Linked DNA regions of Homo sapiens: region 1 is linked to region 2. Evidence: read pairs that join two places in POLR2A ChIA-PET (ENCODE). Cell type or tissue: GM12878. All regions are shown on one strand. Each heading gives the region's core, and the rest is flanking DNA. Links, peaks and the distances in the headings are about the cores only.

The links. ChIA-PET counts read pairs that join two places held together with the same protein. Peaks named below come from ENCODE experiments on the same cell type or tissue, not always from the same donor. Only the 100,000 strongest peaks of a DNase experiment are listed, where the experiment ranks them.
Region 1: POLR2A ChIA-PET joins it to region 2 with 11 read pairs; 7 of 35 experiments call an interaction of 5 or more read pairs at or near these places.

What each region holds. Positions count from the first base shown.
Region 1 is chr2:65,040,248-65,052,597 of GRCh38, forward strand. LINC02576 (long intergenic non-protein coding RNA 2576) reads left to right here. Exons shown (of 3, transcript NR_183398.1): 3 at 12,133-12,350. Among named protein-coding and RNA genes, the nearest start is that of CEP68, 10 kb to the right of the region's middle. RefSeq lists an enhancer at 365-454 and a silencer at 10,222-10,394. In GM12878, for the core only: no CTCF peak of the experiment used is centred there; no DNase peak of the experiment used is centred there.
Region 2 is chr2:64,932,527-64,944,876 of GRCh38, forward strand. No RefSeq gene overlaps it. Among named protein-coding and RNA genes, the nearest start is that of LINC02245, 6.3 kb to the left of the region's middle. RefSeq lists enhancers at 296-435, 476-545, 586-735, 5,615-6,170. In GM12878, for the core only: a CTCF peak has its summit at 7,307; DNase peaks (open chromatin) are centred at 5,425, 6,299 and 7,255; H3K4me3 peaks cover 4,405 bases; H3K27ac peaks cover 3,752 bases.

The DNA of each region.
Region 1 (12,350 bases), core at 4,178-9,177, 110 kb after region 2:
TCAGTATAGGAGCCATTAGATTCCCTTTATTGTCCGGGTGTTACTTGAAACATAAAGAGCCCTCACAGATGTAACGAGTTCTTCGAGTATTACTGAGGTTTCAATAAGCAGAAATGGAGAAATCACTTTCCAGAAACAGGGAACAGAACAAGCAAAAGGCAAGGTGAAAATGAGGGGCATTTTTGGGGATCCGTGAGTAGGCAGTTGACTGGAGCCTATGGGCCAGGTAGAAAAGTATTAGGAGAAGATTCCAGAAAGGTAAGTGGGGTCTCATAGACTGGAAGTCCCAGAACTGAAAGTCAAGGAGTTGGGAGCTCATGCAACTGGCAATGGAGAACCACCAAAAGGTGAACTGTTATGCTTGTGATTATTTTCTTCATGGTTTCTTTGGGGTCCTGGGAGTGTGTGGTGGCTGTTATGTGTAACTGTGATTAACTTTACATCGTGAAAAGTCAGTCACCAAAAGGCAGAAGAGGCTAGATGGGACTCGCCTGCAGAACTGGACCGAGGGCTCTGCGGCTGCCACCGAATCTGCTCCAGGATCCTGCCCAGTCTCCTCCCACGCAGGGTAAACCATTTCCACTTACTACGGACTCCACCTTGTGGTCATGCTTGAGAACTGCACCACTGCCTCCGCAGTCCTTACCCACAAGGGCAACAGGATCACCACCCTCTCTTTCCTTGTCCCTATCATACCTTTAGGTCTCTTAAAAAAAAATGAAAGCAGCAGTGTACAGAAAGAAGTATAAAGGAAAAATTATTTCAAAGTTAAAATTAAAAAAATAAAAGCATACCAAGATAAAGTCCATTTCGTGAGATTTCATGCATCTTAAACAAATGGATCTCAAACCAAATATATTCTTTAACCCTCTGTACATCCTCTTCTATTAGTATTATCTGTTTTCATTAATTTCTTCAAAGTCCCAATGGGCCAGGCGGTTAAAGACATTTTCACACTTATGGCCGGGCACTGTGGGAGGCCAAGGGGGGAGGATCGCTTGAGGCCAGGAGTTCAAGACCAGCATGGCCAACATGGTGAAACCCCGTCTCTACTAAAAATTCAGAAATCATCTGGGCGTGGTAGTGCTTTCCTGTAGTGCCAGCTATTTGGGAGGCTGAGGCAGGGGAATTGCTTGAATCCGGGAGGTGGAGGCTGCAGTGAGCCGAGATCATGCTACTGCACTGCAGCCTGGGCGACAGAGCGAGACTCTGTCTCAAAAAAAAAAAAAAATTCACATTTAATCCTTACAGTTCTTTGGTAGGCATAAACGCTACTATCCTCATTTCACAAATAAGGAAATCTAGGCATATGCGCTCAGAGAGTTTTAACAACCTGCCCAAGGCCATGCAGCTAATTAGTTGGGACAGTTGGAATTTGAACTTGGTCAGTTAGATCCAAAACACAGGCATTTACCACCAAGCCACATTGCCTCTTAGTTGATAGGATTTTCATCTACTCGATTTTCAACTGGAAATTAGTAAGGGGATCTTGATTGTTGCCTCCCCTTCACTTCTTCACCCATATGCAGAGATGGGTTATTGATAGCACCTCCTGAATGATAGGGGATTTTATCCCTTTCTCTCTCCCCATGGCCATAATCTCAGTCTGGCCCTTCCTCGCATTTCATATGAAATATTGCAACTGCTTCCCATGAGGTTTCCAGTGTTTCCCCCATCCCACTCCACTGAAGAGAGGGTTCTAGTTTTAAAATCCAAACCTGAAAAGACTCAATCAGTTTAGGCCATACATGTGGCATTTAAGCCACATGTATCAAGATGCTTAAAAATGTCTATACCCTTTCAATCAGTAGTTCTACTTCTGTGAATCTATCTTTAAAAAAAAAATTCCTGTATATAAAAAAGTTATATGTACAAAGATGGTCAGGCAGTATTATTGATGTAGTATAGCTATTCCTTATAAAATTTTTAAATTTCCATTACGAGGCTGGGAATGGTAGCTCCCATCTGTAATCCCAGGCCTGTGGGAGGCCAAGGAGGGAGGACTGCTTGAGGCCAGAAGTCTAAGATCAACCTGGGCAACATAGTAAGACCCCATGTCTAAAAAAAAAAAAAAATTAAATTAAATTAAATTATAATAGCCAGGCATGGTGGCATACACCTGTAGTCCTAAGCTAAGGCAGAAGGATCGCTTGAGCCCAGGAGTTTGAAGCTGCAGTGAGCTATCATCATGCCACTGCACTCCAGCCTGGGACAGAGCAAGACCCCCTCTCTAAACAAAACAAATAATAAGGCCGGGAGTGGTGGCTCATGCCTGTAATCCCAGCACTTTGGGAGGCCGAGGCGGATGGATCACAAGGTCAGGAGTTTGAGACCAGCCTGGCCAACATGGTGAAACCCCGTCTCTACTAAAAACACAAAAATTAGCCAGGCGTGGTGGCGCGCACCTGTAATCCCAGCTACTCAGAAGGCTGATGCAGGAGAATTGCTTGAACCCAGGCGGCAGAGGCTGCAGTGAGCAGAGATCGCACCACTGCACTCCAGCCTGGGCAACAGACCGAGACTCTGCCTCAAAAAAAAGGAAAAAAGAAAAACAAATAATAATAATAATAAATTTAAACCAACTTAATTTCTACTCCAAACCCAACAGGATTTTCTACTTCAGGCCATCCTTCAAGGTCCTAGGAAGACCCTGCAGTTATAGATCATTACTGGTCACTGTCAAGGCCACCAGGGCCCAATTTATCTGGTTCCCTCAGTTCTAACAGCCCACTAGCTTTCACGCCACCCTTGGGACATATGGATATTTGGTGAGGCTGGGAGCCCTGTAACTGTTCCTCTCTGAGATCTGACCACTCCCCTGGGGTGTTGTCAGAGGGCAGAGCACAGGTCCCAGCTATTGCAGGACCCTGGACCCCTCCCCTGGCTTGGAGCAATCTTTTACCCTGGGGGAAATCCACCACTGCCTGCTAGGGTTTCCGTCAGAGCTGCTTCCTGTCTCCTCTCCCTCCAGTACACTGTACACTCAGACACATCAGGGGACTTAGGCTTTTGAAAACAAAGCCAGGAAAAGAAGTGTTTTGCAGGCAATTTCTGCCTTCAGCCTGCCAGCTCCTGAGGAAAGTAAAACGAAGCCTGCCTGAGGAGGAAAAGTGGGGAAATACAAGAGGAAATTCCACATTTGTAGCTCAAAAAGTTATCCTACCTCAAGATGCTTAACAATGAGACAATGTCATAAGATGTGAATGTTGGACATGAAGTCTGTGGGTTGCACATAGATGTTGATGCAGCCTGCACCATACAGTTGGAAAATCTAATTCACTTCACCTACTCATTCCAGATGCAAGTTTCCAAAGTTCTGGTGAAAACGGCTGAAGGAATAGTGTTACAGCAACTGCCCTTGGCTTTTCCAGCTTTACACTTCCATGCCTATGGAAATCTCTTCCCTGTCTGTAGCTTTAAGCATTACATCTATATGATCGACCATCCCATCTTCATCTCCATCCCTGACTTCCTAACTTGAGCTCCATGTCTCCAACAAGAGAAAAGGCAGGGCCGGGCGCGGTGCTCATGCCTGTAATCCCAGCACTTTGGGAGGCCGAGGCTGGCAGATCACGAGGTCAGGAGATTGAGACCATCCTGGCTAACACGGTGAAACCCAGCCTCTACTAAAAATACAAAAAATTAGCTGGGTGTAGTGGTGCTCACCTGTAGTCTCAGCTACTCGGGAGGCTGAGGCAGGAGAATCACTTAAACCCTGTAGGTGGAGATTGCAGTGAACCGAGAACATGCCACTGCTCTCCAGCCTCGGTGACAGAGCAAGACTCCGTCTCAAAAAATAAAAATTAAAAAAAGACAAAAGGCAGCACCATCTGGGAATCTTACTTTCACTTTCATGCCCCAAATCAACTCATTGTCTTTACCCCAAATCAGCTTCCTCTGCAGATGTCTCATTCCATCAGTGAGGCAGGAGGGTAAGGTCCCAGCCAAGTTCTTTCCTCTACACTGCTGTTAGAAATGCTTGTTCCCCAGTGCCACGAAGAAACAGCACTCAAACATAAATTTAATTTTCTCAGCAAGGCAATTTTTACTTCTATAGAAGAGTGTAACTCGCGAATGGAGTAATGGCAACAGCACACCTGGACAGGGAAGGGCAAGGAGTTCTTATTCCTGAGGCAGGTAGCCCCTACTGCTGTGTTGTTTCCCTATTGGCTAGGGTTGGACCGCACAGTCTAAGCTAATTCCAACTGGCTATTTTAAAGAGAGCAAAGGTATGAGCCAGAGTGGCAGGGTGAGTAGTGTGGCAGGAAGGACGGTTAGGAACAGGTAACTAAAGGTGACTTAGGTCACAGCAGGTGACCAGGATGAGTCAGGATGGAGCAGGTGACCAGGGGAACAGATGTGAACTACTGATTAGGACTCGCGAGAAAGTTGTTTACTGAAACTAGAAGCAAAGGGGTGAAGAGAACCAGGAAGTTAAACTTTAAAATGGAGAATCAAAGAATAAGAGAACTGAACATACTGACATACTGATTCTTTGAAGAGAAACTTGGGGTCTACTATATTTAACAATCCCCCTTCTTGAATTTTTATAGTTCTTTCTCTTCAAACTTCCTTAACATGTCTTGGCTTAGCTGTTCTGTTTGATTCTCTAAAAGAAAAAGCTTCTCTGAATAAGGTGGAGGAGAATTAAGGGAGGTTTTAGTAAGTGCTGCCTGTATGAGTTTGTACACCAGCCCACAGATGCATGGTATGACACAACACCCAACAAGAATGAGTACACCTACTACGGCTGCGAGAGAAGTAAGAATCGAGGCTATGATTCCTTTCCATTTACCAAACCATTTTTCTAGCCACCTTGTAAAGGGATCATTTACCCCTGGGTTTTTGGCTAACTCACTAGACAGAGCGGTTAGACCTTGCAATGCCTTTGTTATACGTCCATCAGGGGCGGTGGTGTTTGGGATGAAGGTACAACCTTGAGTTTTAATCATGACGCAAACTCCTCTTTCTGCTAATACCGTGTCTAAGGCTCTTCTATTTTCCCAAGCCATCTGGCTAGTAGCCCCTAATCGCTCACCTATTCCTTTAACAGCATCTCTAATGTAGTTAATAAACCGCTGTTGGTTGTAATAAATGTAATTTACCTAATCTATGTTCTTATTAATTGTCACCCATCAAAATATTGACTTAAATTCTGCAGCTATTTGATCTCGGGCTTTAAATTCATCTGGTACTCCTCGTGGAGGTCTAATAGCATTTATATAAACATGGGAGTCAAAGGACCCATGTGAGGCACTTCTTTTTTTTACGCTTTTCTCTTTTTTTTTTTCTTCGTGTTGACGGAATGCTAGGGTAAAAGGGATGGCCAGTTGGACTAGGGCACAAGTGCTGCTCTAATTACTTGGCAGAGCAGAGTACCCAGCAATAGTTCCTTGCAATACCACCACACATCTGCTTGGAGATGAACAAGGGCAGACTGATTGGTAAGCTCTTGAAAAGGCTTGGTTTCACTGCACCCTGTTAAGTCTTCAAGGAATGCTAACTCCCCCCCCACCCCCCGCAGAGAAAGGCACGAGGTGAAGTTAACATCAGGGGCTGGTGGCAGCATGGCCCTCGGGGGCTGACCCACAGGGCTCTTAACCTCAGTGAACCGCAGAGAAAGAGTCTTGCATGACTCATCGCCCCAGGCTGTGGGGTTGTGGAAGAGAGCTACCATACAGCTCATGCCCAGTCCATGAGAGGACCACCCAACTGGAAAGCGGACAAGCTGGGTCTCTGGCCTGCCTGTCGCATAAGAGTTAACAGTCGCTTTTGTTAAGCGTGCGAACAGAATATTTAATCCATTCCAGCCAAGCATTTGCGTCCTGATACTCTGTTTCAGTTGCTACAGTTTGTTTTAAATCTTTAACCTCTACAACTACTTTGGTTTCATCATTGGGTAGATAACAAGAGGTTTGGTTAGCAGAGAAGTTAGGAGAGGGAGAAGGGGGTGCAGGAGGTGACAAGGCAATGAAGTGCATTTCAAAGGATCCTGAGACTTCTGCTCCTATGCCATAGAAGAACTCTGGGGAGCAGGGATGGTCATCTGTCCTCAGTTACATTGGTCTAGCTGACAATGGGGAGGGGTAACTCCTTTAGTAAAATGAATATATGGTTTTAAGAAACTGCAAGTACTAGTTGGGGCAGCCGATCCTTGCTCTTTAATATTTTATAGAGCATTGGACCAACTTTGGCAGAGAAGCTCTGCTCTAGGAGGACAAGATTTCCAGTTTATACTGGAATCTTCGTCAAACTCTTCTCAAACTAATTTATCCCAGTTAACAGATTTTTAGTCTGCAGAGCGCTAGGAAGGATAAAGATACTTTCCTGAAGTGGAGAGTTGCCTCTGACTTGGCAAGTCTCCATAGGGTATAACAAGGCAAGCATCAAATGTAATAGTTTGAGGCAAAATTGACTTGGTTACATTAATAACTAGGTGGTCAGCAATAGAGCGAGGAAAGAAGTCATAATCAAATGGATGAAAGAGAGTTAAATTTTTCTTAGCTTTAGTTTGGTAGGGTTTTCCCCTGGGACCGTGGCCCATGACTCTGGAGGGGGTGGCACTTTCCTGACTCGGGTGTGATGGGTCAATCCTTTTTCTGCTGTCCAGACTGCAGTTTCAGTAGTTAGGATCACTAGGTAAGGTCCTTCCCAGGCCGGTTCGAGCTTTTACTTCTCTCCAACTCGAGAGCTACTTCTTTGCAGCACCAGGGAACAAGCGTTTCTAACACTGCCCCCTTATAAAAGCCTCAAAATGCCTGTACAAGTCCATGACTTAGGGGTCTTAGGGGCTCCTTTGTGGAAGTTTCTCTGTTTGTTACCACCCCGCAGGCAAATAAACAGATTGGACGGAGCTTGGCCCCAAGGGCATCCAAGCTATTGGCCAATCCAGACCTTCTGACGTAGCCTAGAGTGAAAATCCAGACCAACAAGAACACCCTCTATTAAACAGTGACCAGCCAAACCATCAGATCATCTCTCTTGGGGCTTTAAAGAGACACAGACAGAGGGGGTTGTTATTGGCAGGAGGGTAAAAACGGAGACAGGAAGAGTCAGTAGTTGAGCTACCCTAATGAGTCTCCAGGCAAGTAAACTAGGTCATCAGGAACTCTGCTGATCTGATTCTCTCCTAAGCAGGGGAGCTTTCTGGGCAGTTGGGAGTAGAGGAGTAGAACAAAGTATAGCAGATGTTTCTCTTCTTTTCACTTTCTCCCCCCTCTTTTCCTTTTTCTTTTCTTACCAACCGCCCCCCCCCACCTTTTTTTTTCTTTTCTTTTTTTTTTTTCATCTACTCAGTGTCTGAATACCTCCCTATTTGAGAGACAGGGCCACAATTCCCACTGTGGAAGCTGAGAGGGTCAGGTACTTTCTGGCCTCACACCTTGGAAGCTGGAGCTTGGGCACATGATCCTGCTAGTGAACCAGAGACTCAGAATCAATTGAGAAATAACTTACTGCTGCAGCATCAAATGTTAGCATGACAGCACGTAGTATGCAGTGGCCATGGTGCCAACAGCAGTGTGTTCACCTGTCAGCACATAAAACTGCAAATCTACAGAAAAGTTGAAAGATTACAATGGATATAACCTTTACCTAGTGAATTAGTTATCTATTGCTGCAAAACAAATTACTCTAAAACATAGCTTCATGGGAAAAAACATTTATCATGCCAGTTGCCATGGGTCAGGAGTGCAGGCACTGCTTACCTGACTCTTCTGGCTTGGGGTCTGTCACAAGCTACAAATCAAAGTGTCAAGTGGGCTGCAGTCTCACATGAAGGCTTCACTGGGGAAGGATCTGCTTCCAAGCTCATTCATATGGTTGTCAGCAGGATTCAGTTCCTCATAGGCTATTGGACTGAGGGTCTCAGTTCTTCACTGGCTGTTTTCTGGAGGCCTCCCTCAGTTCCTCACATGTGAGCCTCTTCCCCATGGGGCAGCTCACAACATGGCAGCCCATCTCCATCTGAGCAATTGAAGGAGAGAGAATTCAATTATGGAAGGAACCTCCCACATGCTGTTTGCTAGAAGCCAGTCTCTAAACCCAGCCCTTACTCAAGGGAAAAGGATTACACAAGGTGTGAATTCCAGGAGGGAAGGTCAGAATTCACTGAGTGCCAACTTAGAGTCTGCCAACTACAGATTCATCAATTACTAACATTTTATCACATTTGCACGTGCTCCCCCTTAGATAGATAGCTACAAATACAGATATACAGTTTTGTTTGTTAAACAACCAAAATTAAGTTAAAGATTGATATGGTTTGGCTGTGTCCCCACCGAAATCTCATCTTGAATTCCCACAAGTTGTGGGAAGAACCTGTGGGAGGTAATTGAATCATGGGGGCAGGTTTTTCCCATGCTGTTCTTGTGGTAGTGAATACGTCTCACAAGATCTGACGGTTTTAAAGAGGGGAGTTTCCCTGCACAAGTTCTCTCCTCTTGTCTGCTGCCATGTGAGACGTGCCTTTCACCTTCCACCATGATTGTGAGGCCTCCCCAGCCACGTGGAACTGTAAGTCCATTAAACTTCTTTCTTTTGTAAATTACCCAGTCTCAGGTATGTCTTTATCAGCAGTGTGAAAACAGACTAATACAAAGATATTATAACATTTCACCTCTAATTACTGCAGCATGTATCTCCTAAGAATAAAAATATTTTTCCACATAACCACAATGCCATCACCGCCCCTCAAATTTAACAATTGTGCTATAATATCATCTAATATCAGCCCAAATTCAACTCTCTCCAGTTATCCCCCAAATACCTTTTATAGCTCTTTTTTTTCCTGCTCCACTATCCACTCAAGTTTCCTGTATTGTTTTTGGTTATTATCTATTTAGTCTCTTTTAATCTAGAACCATTCCTTCCAATACCATTTATTACTGGGTATTTTTTTCCATACTGTTGACATTTTTGAAGAGTTCAGGCCAATTGTTTTGTACAACTGTTGCCCACACAACAGGTGGGCTAGGTCACTTGGTAAGTAACAACCAATGGCCACAACCAAGGAGGATTTAACAAGAGGATTTTATTACTTACAACTAGTAAAAAGAACACTGGGTATAGATAGCTCCCAAAGCAATGCCTCCCTGAGCTCCAGGCTGTGTCAGGTTTTATAAGCATAGGGTAATGAGGCATGATCTGACTGGATCTTGCAATGAGGTAATGCCAAGAGGCATGATCTCACTGGATCCTGCTAATGAGTGATGCCAGAGCTCAATCTGATTGCATCGTAGATCCAGCCATGCAGTGTCAACTTCCTAATTCAGTCCCTGCTCCTCTGAGCACTTAGGTTCCCCCCTGTGGCTACACACTTGGTTCACCTGGGCCTGCTCAGGTTACATGACCTGAAGCTCCATTAGCAACTGAAAAACAACTCATAACTTTTGTTACATAAAAGTTGAACCAAACTGGTCTGGTGCAGCTACATAATATCCCATATTCTGGAGATGATTACTTCCTAATGGTGTTCATCTTATACCAGTATCTACTGTATTTCCTGTAAGCAGGAAGTTAGGTTAAATATTTTTGGAAAGAATTCTACTTAGGAGGCACATGTCTGGTAGTCCCATTATTGGTGATGTTTGATCACTTGGTTATGGTGGTAATTGTTTGATCTTTCCATTATAAATGCATAATTTCCCTTTTGTAATTAGTAAATAATCAGTGGGGCAATACTTGGGAGTCTGTGTGAATACCTTGTTCCCAGAAACTTTTTTCCCAATAGTTTTAGCATTCATTAGTAATCCTTATCTTGGTTAATTGGTTAATTATTACATTTGAGTTTCCAAAAGGGTAATTGTCTAATCTAACATTCCTCTTACAGTTATCACTCTGTAAAGATGAGCTTTTCTTTTTCTCTCTTTGTTTTCTTATGTTTTGTTTGAGATTGACTATGGACCATGATTTTCAAAAAATTATTATATTATAATCAATTATAATTATAGATTACAAATATTTATTTTACATTAACATTTAATACATTTATTATATATTTATATATTATGTTAAACATATTTATTATATAGTACTATATATTAATATACTTGTTAATATATTTAATATATAAACATATTTTAAATATAATCATATATTAAGCATATATACTTAACTATATACCTAATTATGTTGAAGTTAATTATACATTTAAGTATATAATTATCTCAAATATACTTAAATACAATTATACTTAAAATGTAATTAAATCGTAATTAACATTATTTTTTATTTGCAGATTGTCCCAAATTTGGCCAATGAAAAAGTCCTTCAAGGCCAGGTGTGGTAGCTCATGCCTATAATCCCAGCATTTTGGGAGGCTGAGGCAGATGGATCACCAGAGGTCAAGAGTTTGAGACCAGCCTGGCCAACATGGTGAAACCCTGTCTCTACTGGAAAAAAAAAAAAAAAATTAGCCGGGTGTGGTGGCAAGTACCTATAACTCAGCAGGCTGAGGCAGGAGAATCACTTGAACCTGGGAGGCAGAGGTTGCAGTCAGCTGAGATCATGCCACTGCACTCCAGCCTGGGAGAAAGAGCAAGACTCTGTTTCAAAAAAAAAAAAAGAAAAAAAAAAAAAAGTCCTTCAAGTTGACTTCTATATCTTTTTTTTAAAAAAAACAGCTTTATTGAGATCTAATTTCCCTACCATACAGTTCACCCATTTACAGTACACAGTTCTATGGTTTTAGTTTATTCAGAGTTGTGCAAGCATCATCACAGTCAATTTTAGAACAATCAAATTTAGTTCATTACCCCTAAAAGAAACTGTTACCCATTAGTGGTCACTTCCTATTCCCCTCAACTCTTGCAGCCCTAGGTAACTGCTAATCCACCGTCTCCATAGATTTGCCTATTCTGGATGTGTCATACGAATGGAATCATCTATGTGGTCTTCTGTGACTGGCTTCTTTCACTTGGCATGTTTTCATGGTTCACCCACATTGTATAAAAATGTCCGTCTACATTCTGTAGCATTGATTTTACTGCCATTTTAACATTCCATATTATGGATATACTGTATTTTACTTACCCATTCATCAGTTGATGGGTATTTGGGTTGTTTCCACTTTTTGGCTCTTGTGAATAATGCTGCAATAACCAATCATGTACAAGTTTTTGTATGAACATACGTTTTAATTTACCTTGCATACATATATAGGAGTGGAACTGCTGGGTCATATGGTAACTTTATGCTTAATCTTTTGAGAAACTTCCAGACTGCTTTCCAAAGGGGCTGTATTATTTGACATACTTTTTCTTTTTCCTTTCTTTTGAGACAAGGTCTCACCCTGTTGCTCAAGCTGGAGTGCAGTGGCACGATCACAGCTCACTGCAACCTTGACCTGCTGGGCCCTAGCGATCCTACCATGTTAGCCTCCCAAAGAGTTGGAATTACAGGTGTGAGCCACTGTGCCCAGCCTCCATTTGACATTCTTACCAGCCATGTATGAGAGTTCCAGTTTCTCCACATCTTCATCAACACGTTACCTTTTTTATTATAGCCATCCTAGTGGCTATAATTGTGGTTTTGATTTGCATTTCACTGAGGCTAATGATACTGACTCAGTGTTTCTCAAGGTACCTTTGGTCCCAAAAATTCATGTTTTATTTTATATCCAGAAAACTATCTTCAGTTATAGCTTTCTTTCATTGTTATGTTTCTTTTCTTTGGAGACTTCAATGATGCATATGTTAACTTCTGTCTATCTTCTATATCTCTCACTTTTTTTCTAATATTTTTCCTTCTTTTCCAAATTTGTTTTGGGTTCTCTTGGCTGTTTTAAATTTATTTTCAATGTTCCTTCTTGACTTTTAAGGCTAACCTATTTTCCCGTGGACACAATGTAATTTAGTTTCCATATCTCAAGATTATTTTGGCTTTTTCTTCTACTTCTTTCCTGAATTTCATCAGTTCTCATTTTATAGTTTTCTGCTTTGTGTCCATTTCTATTTTGAGTTTTTTAATGTCTGATTTTTGGTATTCTTTATAGCTACAGCTGCTTACTAAATGATATTTAATTCATATGAAGAATACTGTTAGTTTTCCTCTGCTTTTTGGCTGTTGGATGGAATTGTGGTTGGTGGAAAGAATTTTCATTAGTTAAAATGGTTTTTAATTTTTTTCTTGTAGTTACTTTATATGGATGTTGGTTGCTGTTCTGTTTAGTTCAAAATACCTCGGATCTGACCAGGTGTGGTGGCTCACACCTGTAATCCCAGCAATTTGGGAGACCAAGGCAGGTGGATCAACTGAGGTCAGGAGTTCAAGAACAGCCTTACCAACATGATGAAACCATCTCTTCTAAAAATACAAAAATTACCCAGGCGTGGTGGTGGGTGACTCTAATC
Region 2 (12,350 bases), core at 2,468-7,467:
AAAAGAGGAGGAGTTACTATATCAACATCCCCAGAGGCTGAAAATGCCCCTGACTGGACCACTTTATTCCATCGCTGTGGTCAGGAGGTTGTGCAGGGCCATGAGGCTGCACAGGTGGTTGTTATGCATTGCATGACACCAAGAGGTGCCATTCACATAGTCTGCAACACAGCTACCGGACCGAGCACACCCTTTCACCTCTCTGGGTCTCAGTTTCATGAGTCAGATAAGAGTGACAAATCTGAGGTCTCCTTTAGTCCTACAGATCTACCATTCCACCATTCTGTGACCTCCTCTGTTGAAATAGTATTTTAGTGGTTTGGCTATCTTTCCATGAAGAGTTCTTAAACTCTCTTTTTATCTATGTTCATCCCCCTCCAGAATAACAAGTGGGTGGTAAGCTTTTTTAAAAAGAGGAAGCAGAGAAGCCCAAAGAAATTAAGATGTAAAAATAGTACATTGTGAAAATTCTCAGTTCCGTGTTACCACTGGTCATATCTATTTGGCTGGACAAGTTATAATGTAGTCGCCATTTGCTGAGTGTTTGTTACATGCTTGCTTCTAAATGTTCCTTGTGTGTTACATCTTCTAGTTTCTTCTGGTGACCCCCATGGACTAGATGGTACTGTACCTGTTGTTCCCATTTTATAGACAAAGAAAGTAAGCCCTGGAAAGTTGCTCGGGGTGCATGTTCACCGAATGGTGGCATCTGGATTTGAACATATGTTTGCTGGGCTTCACATTTCTCTCTGACCCAACACACTGTGTCACTCCTTCGTCAGAGTCTCTGCTGGAGTTCATCGAGTCTCAACTGGGGGCTCTAGCCCAAGGGAGTGATGTACTTGCTGGTTCACAGGAACATGAGTGTTTTTAAAAGGAAGATTCAATTTTAATATAATTAATAATTATAAATAATAACAATTTTATATTTGGAAATTTTTATTTTCTGACAAAAGTATAGAAAGTAAAATTCAATAAAATACTCTTGGCTGGTTGCAGTGGCTCATGCCTATAATCCCAGCCCTTTGGGAGGCCAAGATGGGTGGATCACGAGGTCAAGAGAGTGAGATCATCCTGGCCAACATGGTGAAACCCTGACTCTACTAAAAATACAAAAATTAGCTGGGTGTGGTGGCACACGCCTATAGTCCCAGCTACTCGAGAGGCTGAGGCAGGGGAATCGCTTGAACCTGAGAGGCAGAGATTGCAGTGAGCCGAGATCGCACCACTGCACTCCAGCCTGGTGACAGAGCAAGACTCCATCTCAAAAAAAAAAAAAATACTCATGGCAAGTGGGGACACACAGACAAGAGAGATGCTTCTTCATGTATCAGAACCTTGGGTCAGGGATGACCTTTGAGACTTGTATGTCGATCTGAAGAAGAAATTGTTTTTAAAAAGCTGAAAAGCACAGATCGATACAATAATGGGCAGGTCTTATTTTAGTTAGTATCTGTTTCAATTCAGTCTCTACTTTGCTGCCCAGGGCTGTGTGTATGCCACTAACCTTTCCCAGGGAGTGCTGGTCAACCAGGAGAGCAGGCTGGATGTTGTAGGGGAGCCCTGCCTCTCCAGGCAGCAGCAGGTAGGTCAAGACTCAGACAGCCTCTCTTCCAAGCCTGGCTTCCTGGATCTTTGTCCAACCCTAACGTGTGATGGGAGGTACACAATGCAAAAATAACCAAAGAGACCTAACTGGGTTGCTGCTGAAAACAAGGGCTTTTTCATATGAAGATGTCACATTAAGGAAAGAATACCATGCAAGCTGATAGACGACTGTTCCGCAGGAAGGTGGAACCAAGGTGGTCCCTGCTTGTCCATGCATGGGGCACCATCTCTTGGTGTTTCTAGAGTAATGAATAAATGTTCTTGTATTCCAGTGAGTTTCCTAGTGGATAGTTCACTGACCTGTTTATTTGCAGGCCTAGATTCTTCTGTGTAAAAATGGAGACTTCATTTTGCCCTTGGCTTGAACTGGTGCTCAATACCCACAAGTCCTACATGATTCTGTCTACAAACTCGGTGGCGGTTGTTGGTGTAGTCCACCAAGTGTTTTTAGTACTCCACCTGGAACATGGAAAGATTATACTTCCTCCCCCCTTGAAGTTGGGTGTGGCCACATCATTTGCATTGGTGAGCGAAGGTGAATGGAACTGAGGTGTGTCACTGCCAGACAGGAGCTAGTGCAAGATTCATTCATCTTGCTCATTCTGGCAAAGCAACCAGCAACAATGGAGGCAGGGAAGCTCCATCAGCTTGAGTGACTCTGAGTGATATCTTGACATCACTCTGAGTGACTCTGACAAGCACAGCCTCCTTGTGGACTCCTAACGGACATGCAGCATGAGAAATAAATCTTTGTTCCTTTAAGCCACTATAATATTGGGATTATCTGTTACTGATACATAATCTAGTCAATGCTAACTGACACAAACTCCTGCTCCCTCCAAGAATGGTACCACCCCATACCTCAGTAATTAATAATCCACTGTTTTCCTCTAATTCATCACTATTTCATGCATTTTAGGTTTGTGCCTACAACTGAACTGTTTGAAACCAAGCCTCACATGTTATGCTTCCATATCCTTCACAATAGTAGAGTGTAATGGCTAAGTGCACTGGGTTTAGAGTCTAGCAGAACTGGGTCCAAACCCAGACCTATTCAGTGTGACCTTGGCCAAGTGATTTAACCTAGAGGAGCCTCGGTTTCCTTATTCCTAAAATGGGGATAACAAGGCAGCCATCCTAGGATTGCCAGGAGCTTGGGATTTATTAGATCCCTGGGACTTAGCAAGAAGCCTGACGCAAAGTACGAGCCTAATGGTTTAACTTCAACAGTGCTGAACACACATGAGGTGCTGACTTGCTGTGTGATTGGTGCCTCCTTTTGATGAGCAGAGTCTTCCAACTTTGGGCCCACAACCATAGCAACTTATAAGTCCCCCCTTAGAACTAATAAGCCCTCAGATATTTGGAGACAGCTCTCATGAGTACCATTCAGACATATTCTTGTAAAATAACATCATCAATCAAAACCACAATGAGATACCACTTCATATCTACTAGGATGGCCACAATGAAAAAGACAGACAATAACAGGTGTTGGCGAGGATATGGAGAAAGTTGAACCCTCATACGCTGCTGGGAGAATGTAAAATCATGAAGAAGTTTTGACAAACAGTCTGGCAGTTCCTTCAGCAGTTAAGCTTAGAGTTATCATATGATATAGTTTGGATGTTTGTTCCTTGCAAATCTCATGTTGAAATTTGATCCTGGTGTTGGAGGTGGGGCCTGGTGGGAGGCGTTTGGGTCATGGGGGCGGATCCCTCATGAATTGCTTGGTACCCTCCCCATGGTAATGGGCAAGTTCTCACTCTATTAGTTAAGGCAAGATCTGTTTGCTAAAAAACAGCCTGGCACCTCCTCGTCTCTCCTGCTCACTGTCTCACCATGTGACATACCTGCTCCCCCTCCACCTTCTGCCATGAGTAAAAGCTTCCTGAGGCCTCACCAGAAGCTGAGCAGATGCCAGTGCTATGCTTGTATAGACTGCAGAACTGTGGGCCAAATAAACCTCTTTTCTTTATAAATTACCCAGCCTCAGGTATTTCTTTATAGCAATGCAAAACAGATTAACATACCATATAGTATAGCCCAGCACTTCCACTCCTAAGTATGTACCCAAGAGAAATGAAAACGTTTCCACACAAAAACTCACATATGAAAGTTCATGGAAGAATTATCCGTAATAGCCAAACAGAAAAAAAAACAACTCAAATGTCCATCAACTGATGAATGGTTAAACAAAATGTGATACATCCATGCAATGGAATATTATTTGGCCATAAAAAGAATAACACAAGCTAGAATACGGATGAATCTTGAAAACATTATGCTAAGTGAAAGAAGCCGGAAACAAATGTTCCCATGTTGCATGACTCCATTTATATGAAACGTCCAGAATAGGCAGGTCCACAGAGACAGAAGGTTGTTTGCTGGGGGCTAGTGCTGTGGGATCAGGAATTAGGGAGTAATGGCTAAAGGGTGTGGGGTTTCTTTATGGGGTAATGAAAATGTTCTGGAATTCATGGTGATAGTTACAGAACTCCATGGATATACTTTTAAAAACCCCTCTGATTCGTACATTTTTAAAAGATGGTTTTATGGTATGTGAATTATATCTCAATTAAAAAATATATATCCTCTTCCACAAAAGCACAGGTGGGTACCTGTCCGCATGGAAAACTTTTCTTAGGGCAGGACATTAAGACATTCATGCAGCATGTGTCTTTAGAAACTTACAACAAAAGGTGGCAATGAGTTCTGCCCTCACCTGTGAAAGGTAAACATCCTTTCTCCAGAAGAGCCTGCTAGCCAGGAAGGGCAGCTTGGAGCCTCTCACAAAAAGTCTGCAAGGAGCAGCCCAGTCCTGACTTCTCTGGGCACCTGGGAGTTGGATTCAGCATTCTGTGCAAACACACACACTTGGCCAGAAAGTCCTGAAGCCAGTTTCTTGTATGGACAACAGAGGAAGGTGCGAGGAGTGCTGGAAGTGAGGGGCCTGAAGGAGGACACAGCCAAATAAGATGAGACTTAGCTACACTGAGGTTGTCCCTGTAAGTCAATGGTGACCACTCTAAGGATAAGCCAGTAAGTCAGTGGCCAGCTTTCCCACTCTGCATATTTCTCTTACATTCCAGGTGACATCACCTGGGGTAGCAGACAACACCAGTTGCCAGTAGTTCTCAAAGAATGGTCCCTGGTCACTGGCATCACTGGGAAACCGGTGAGGGAGGAAACTGAGAGGAGGAGCAAAATCTCAGTTTGAACAAGCCCTCCAGGCAACTCCAGTGCACGCAAAGTTTGAAAACCACTGGCCTGAGGTGGGCAGATCACTTGAGGTCAGGAGTTTGAGACCAGCCTGGCCAAAATGGTGAAACCCCATCTCTACTAAAAATACCAAATAGCTGAGCATGATGGCCGTAATCCCAGCTACTCATGGGCTGAGGCAGGAGAATCGCTTGAACACAGGAGGCGGAGGTTGCAGTGAGCTGAGATCATGCCACTGCACCCCAGCCCAGGTGACAGAGCTAGGCTCCATGGCAAATAAAGAAAAAAAGAAAAACCACTGGCTTACACTCTGGCCGTGGTCACCTCTCTTCCTCATTATCAGAACCCTGGCTTTGCTTGGGAAAGTGGGAATCAGGACCACATGCTCAGGACAGAAGAGAGACAGACAGGGACTCAGGGCCACTGAGAGCACAGAGCTGCTGCACCTGCCCTGACCCACACACCTCTAGTCTAGGCTTGTGCGGTTGGGAAACTTAAACCCCTAATTTGCTGAAGCTGCTATTTTCAGATTCCTGCTATTTACAACTGAATCCATTCTCTACCAGTGAACCTGGGGACAGGAAGTTCTGAAAACACCAGGTTTGTCCTGGTTGGAGAAGTGTGGGATTTTTCTCTTGCAGGAACCAAGCACATGGGCTGTCGTACACGCGAGGGGCCAGGGTTCAGAGCTAGATTTCTGGTTTCAGTTTCTCTGCAGGGCTGGGGCAGGCCAGCTGGGCCAGGCCATGGGTGAAGTGGGCGGGCTCTGACCAGAGTGCCAGGGGTGCCATCCCGGGTGCCCACGCCCTGCCCCCCTGCTTCAGCCTTAGCTGCTTTCTCCCAGGACCTGGCAGTTGACAACTCTCCCATGACAAAAAGTCTGCGCCTGGGTGGCTCCAGGGTCAGTTCAGTGACTCAATAACATGAAGCACGCTGGCTTTTTATTTTTATTTTTGTATTTTTTTGAGACGGAGTTTCGCTCTTGTTGCCCAGGCTGTAGTGCAATGGCGCAATCTTGGCTCATGCAAACTCCACCTCCTGGATTCAAGCAATTCTCCTGCCTCAGCCTCTCGAGTAGCTAGGATTACAGGCATGCACCACTATGCCCAGCTAATTTTGTATTTTTAGTAGAGACAAGGTTTCACCATGTTGGTCAGGCTGGTCTTGGACTCCTGACCTCAGGTGATGTGCTTGCCTTGGCCTCCGAAAGTGCTGGGATTACCGGCGTGAGCCACCACACCCAGCCCCTAGCTTTTTATTTTAATTCATTAATTAATTCAATAAAGATTTGTTGAATACCTATTAGATGCCAGGTGCTGCTCTAGGTGTTGGGGAATGGACCAGGGTGCTGCTCTCTGGAAGTTCACATTTGTGCATGTGTGAGAGTGATTGCGGGTCAGCATGTGAGTGAGAGAGTGTGTGTGCATGTATCAGGGAGCGTGAGTGCATATGAGTGTGAGAGTTTGTGTGTGAGTGCATGTGCGTATGAGGAAGTGTAAGAGTTTGTGTGTGAGAATAAACAAGTCCTTAAAGTGTAAAGTGCTAATATGCACTCTGAAAAACAATAAGGCAGGAAAAGGGAATAGAACGATTAAGAAAGGGGTGCATTAGAAAGAGAGTGGTCAGAGGATGCCTCTCCAAGGTGGTGACATTTACACAGGGAGCTGAAGCAAGTGGGTGAACAGGCCAGGTGTGGGCTGAGATCACTCCAGGCTGAGAGCATCCCAGGTGAAGCAGAACAGCTAGCGCAGAGGCCATGAGGCTGGAGCGTGCTGGAAACATTCAAGGATCAACAAGGAAGCCAGAGGTTGGCTTGGAGGGAGGGAGGGGGAGAGTAAAAGGATGAGATCAAAGAGGCAGTGGGGAGTCAGATCACATGGGGCTTTATGGATGTGGAATTTTATTCGTGGAGAGGGAGGGAGTCATCAGTGGGTTTTGAGGAGAGGAGCAATGAGTTCTGACTTCCAAACAGAGTCATCCTCACTACTGTGCACAGAACAGCCTGAGGGACGCCCACCATCCTCTGCTCCGCCATCCTCAGTGTTTTCACTTTACCTTTAGACTTCTGTCCTCCAGGTCACAGGATGGTTGCCATGGCTCCAAATGTGACACGTACACCTCACTCACGTCCAGGCTGCTGAGATCCGCAGATAAAACCAGATCACACCACAGATTTATGTTACTGTGAATTCACTGACCCCAGCCTCACTCCGCTCTCAACATTGCCTAGAAAACCTCCTCTATTTCCCCGGCAAGATTGTGCCCTTTCTCCACAGCAGCTATTTCCAATTATCATCATTTTCTTCAAACCTACAATACCACTACTCTCCCCTCAGTAGATGGTCAAGCTCTTATTTCGCAGAAAAAACAGAAACCATTAGGTGGAAATCCCCTCAGCTGCCACCAAACCTATCAGGAGGATCTTGTCGGCATCTGCCTCATCGCTCCTGCTTCCTCCGTGAGAGGCAGCCCTCGCAGGTGTAGAGGCAGTCCCATACCACCCCCTCCAGCACATTCTCAGGGATGCATCCTATTGCTCACCTCCTCTTTCCCTCCTGTGTTTTCAACATCTCCCTTCTCTACTGGCTTCTTCCCATCTTTTCCCCAGTCTTAAAAAGAAATAAACAAACAAATGCTAAGTTAGAGACACCAAGCACAAAAGGTCACACACTGTAGGATTCCATTTATTTTTTATTTTCAATATTTATTTTTTTGAATTTTAGTAGAGATGAGGTCTCGCTTGAACTGAGGTTAAGTGATCCTCCCGCCTCAACCTCCCTGCGTGCTGGGACTACAGGTGTGACCCACCACACCCAGCCAGGATTCCATTTATATGAAATATTCAGTACAGGTAAATCCATAAAGACAGCAGATTAGTGGTTGCCTGGGGCTGAGGGGAGGGGGATGGGGAGTGACTGCTTATTGTGTATGGAATCTTTTTTGCAGATGATGAAATGTTTTGGAACCAGAGAGAAGCGATGGCTGCACAACACTGTGAATGTACTCAATGCCACTGTACGCTTTAAAATGGCTAATTTTGACTGGGCGCGGTAGCTGGCACCTGCAATCCCAGCACTTTGGGAGGCCGAGGCGGGCTGATCACTTGAGGTCAGGAGTCTGAGACCAGCCTGGCCAACATGGCAAAACTCCATCTTTACTATACATACAAAAATTACCCGAGTGTGGTGGCAGGCGCCTGTAATCCCAGCTACTCAGGAGGCTGAGGCAGAAGAATCGCTTAAACCTGGGAGGCAGAGGTTGCAGTGAGCAGGGATCAAGTGGGGGCTGCACTCCAGCCTGGGTGACAGAGTAAGACTCTGTCAAATAACATAACAAACATAACATAACATAACATAACATAAAATATTTAATTTTATGTTATGCAAATTTCACCTCAATAATAATAAGAAACAGACTCACAATGTCATATTGTCTTCAGACACCTCAAACCTAATATGCTTAAAATTCAGCTCACCAACTGGCTCCTCACTCCCTATTTCAGTCAGTGGTGTCAGGTCCACAATGTGTGGCCATACAGGTTGTAGCCTGCACAGAGGCCTCTAGCCAGGAGGAGTGTGGGAGACAGAATCCAGCCTATGCCACTCATAGGATGTCACCTTGGCAATAGCTACTCCTGCTCAGCAGGCCCTGTTTCTAACTCTCACAAAGGTACCTTAAGGGCTGGAAGTGGACTGGAAATAGAATTGCATGGCCCACCATTGTCGTGCGAGGCAGACACCTGAGCCTCATTCTTGACTTTTCTTTGAGCACACAGAACCATCACCCACACCATCCAGTCAGTTACTAAGTCTTGTCAATTCTTCTTTCTGTCCTCCTCCCTCCAATGCCACCAACCTGACTGGGCCACCATTATCTCTCACCTGCAAAGGTGGAGAACGCAGATTTCCCATCCCTGTGCTTCTAGAGCTAACACGGCCAACTCACCTGGGGTGAGAGGTGTCCATGTTCCTCCATTAGGTGGAGCTCAGCAATGGAAAGACCATGATAAGTGCCGGGGACTCAGCCTCTTCTTCCCCTCCTCATCCTGGCCAGAGGAAGGCAGTGATTCTCCAGAGAAGACCCAGATGGATGCCTGGGTGGCTGCCCAAGGCCTAGACTGGAGGGAACCATTGGGCAGGGAGTGACTGGAAACCCATTTGGCCCTCACAACAAAGGCACATTTGCTAACTGCTTATTCAGGAATAAAGGTGAGGTTTGACTTCCACGAGGAGGCCATCTGTGTCTATTTCTCAAACTGCTTTCACAGTGAGAATGAAAACAAATAATAATAATAATAACAATAATAATAAAGGGAGCCTGGATTACTAGTCTAGACTTTTCAAAAGGTTTTCTTTTCCATGTTCTACATAATAGCCAAAGTGATCCTTCTGACATGCAAATCCAATCATTCTGTTTCCCCTGAACAAAACCATATCCTGGCATCTCATTGCCTTCATGATAAAATCCAACTCTTTAACAGGGCCTGAAGTACCCTTGGTGATCTGGTCCATGTTTAGCTCTCCAGACTCAATTCTCACCACTTCCTTCCTTGCCCTCTCTGCTTGTTGGGCAGCCATGGAATTGCACCATCGAGGTCTCCGGCTGCAGGGAGCAGTCAAGTGACAGCCACAGTTCCCGCCCTTCAGGATCCCTCACTGCATCCCTCCAAAGCCACACGTCCCCTGAGCTAATTCCAGCCAAAGGCTGAGCATAACACGGCACTAGCTTCTGCCTGATGGGGAATTCCTCTGAGGGCCAGCTTTGGCTCAGGGACTCCCCATCTGCCTGGCCAAAACCTTCTTAGAACCATGCTGCAGTCTGAGACTTTCCTCTCCAATCATCCTTCCTGCCCTGGCTCCTTCCATGGGGTCAGACCCACATCATGATTCAGAAGCTCCAGCAGAAAGCTCTTCCTTTCGCTGCCTGCTCCTCCTGCTCTGTTAATGAACATGCCTGTCATACAGAACTACCTCCCATCATGTTCTGCTCTCCTCCCCTGGTTTTGTACATGCTGCTCCCTCTGCCTGGAAGATTCTCTCTTCTCTCCCTGACCCTTTCCCTGGTCAATCTCTATGCATCCTACAGGATCTAGCTTAGTGGTCACTTTGTTCACCCAAGACAGGCATTGATGGCTCACCGTGGCCCAGGCATTGTTCTGGGAGTGCACTGGGGATGCAATAAGGAATACAAAATAGGTAAAGCCCCTGCGTTCACCAAGCTTACTTTGTGGTGGGTAAATGGTCAATAAACATATTTTTCAAAACAGATCCACAATCCGCTGGTAGAAAAGATCAGTACTGTAAAGAGAATAAAGCAGCATGAGGGCATGGAATGGAATGATAAAGGCGGCAGGGTGGGTAGGGATTGTTTTAGACAGAAAGATTGGAGAAGGCTCCTTGTGGAGGTGATGCCTGAGCAGAGTCCTGAATAACATGAATGAGTGGGTCATGGAGCCATCTGGGGGAAGCTCTTTCCAGGCCAGGGGAAGGCATCCAGACAGCAGAGGGCAGCTGCAGTGGCCTGCCGCCCATGGCTCTGGGGTGGGTGCCCCTCCTGTGGGCTCCTGCAGCCACTCTTGCTTCCCTAGCAGAGGGCATATGTACTAGTTAAGGGAAACTGGTTGACTGGTCTGCCTCTCCTTCAGACAGCCACCCGGTGAGGACAGGACACTTGCTCGTCAGCCTAACTGGTTAGTACCCTATCCCCTGAGCCTTGCACAGCTCTCGACATGCAGTAAGTTCTGATGGCTGAATGCGTAATTACAATAATAGCTGTCCGTTCATGGAGCACTTACGGTGTGCCTGGCTCTGTGCTGAAGGTTTCACTCATACTTTCTCACTTAGTATTCCTAACAGCAAAGTAGGTAGCATTATCATCCCCAGGTATACGGCCACAATAGGCTATTCACACTTTCTCTGCCAGGCCCAAGGAAACAGGCACAGAGAATTTAAATCACGTATCATGGCTCTACAGCTGAAAAGTGTATTTCAAGATGTATAAAGGCTGGGTGTGGTGGCTCACACCTATAATCCCAGCACTTTGGGAGTCTGAGGTGGGAGGCTTGCTAGAGGCCAGGAATTCAAGACCAGCCTGGGCAAGATAGTGAGACTCTGTCTTTACAAAAAAAAAAAAAAAAAGAAAAGAAAAATTAATTAGCTGGGCGTGGTGGTACACGCCTGTGGTCCCAGCCGCTCAGGAGGCTGAGAGAGGAGGATCACTTGGGCCCAGGAGTTTGAGGCTGCAGTGAGCTTTGATCACACTCAGAGGCGTGAGGTGCCCCCAGCATGGTATGATTTAGAGGGTGGAATTCTAACAGAAGGCTCCTAGCATTTTAGTGTCAGAAGGGACATTTAGAAGATCCCATCCCATCCGCTGCACACAGGGACGCTGAGTCAGAAGGCTGAGGTGACTCTCAGGCTGCCTTACTGTTTGCTCAAGCTTAAACTTGACAACAAGGATTACAAAAGCCATTTGATCAGAGGCCTGGCACTGCTTAACTGAAATGAGAAAACATGTTGCCGTAAGGATGATTATGTAAAGGGGGGATGCGGTTCCCAGACTGGCCTTGCTCGTGTCTGCTGGAGCCCTGCCACAGTTACTCCAGCATCCTGCCCACACTGGCAAGCCCCGGCAGCCTTGGCCTGCTCTTTGCCTTAGCGTTGCCATGCTGCTTGCTTCAATGCCAACTGGCCCCATGTGCCGGCCACTCCCTGCCACTTTGGCAGTTCCTCTGGTGCTCCTGGCAGTGCCAGGCATTATGCCATGGTTCAGGCTTTCCCCACCCCTGGAGCAAAAGAAATGTGCAAAAGGCCCATCGTTCTTACCATGGGAGAGGATGCATTCAGCCCCATCATTTTACAGCAGTGAAAACTGAGTCCCGGAGGGATGACGTGACTTGCCCAAGGTTCCAAAGCTGGTTGGGGACAGAGCCTAAGCAAGACTCTTGTTCATGGTTTCTTCCTCCTTTGGGGCCTCTGCCTCCTCTCTGGCTCTCCTCTCTAGTGATCCCCATGCTGCTTCCCTCTCCAGACCAGAAAGCTGTCTTCCTGTCCTCGCCCAAGGCCCCAGCATTAGTCCCAGCCGCCATCCCTCATGCCCCATCACCTCCTCTCTCAGCCTCTGCTCTGCTCTGCTCTGCTCTTGCCCCTCCAATCCATTCTCAAAAAAATAAGCCAGGTCACATTACTTCCCTACCAAAAGCCCCTGATCACTCCCCCTCACCCAGAGGAGGGATCCTTGGCATGGCATTCTGTTCCTCCCCAGCCTAGTCCTAACTGACCTCTGCAGGTTCATTCCTAAGGCGTCCCTACACACCCCTGACATTCCAGCCACACTACTCAACTACCCCATAGGCTGCTGCGAGAATTAAATAACATCTGATAAGCCGACAGCACCTGGAGTGTAGTAAGAGCTGTCACCTGTGTGGGCTGGGCACTTCTCCACCAGACTAAATTCTAGAGCCCACCTGAGCTGGCTAGTGGGCGAGCACTGCTCTGCTCTCTGAGCCAGGACACATGTCC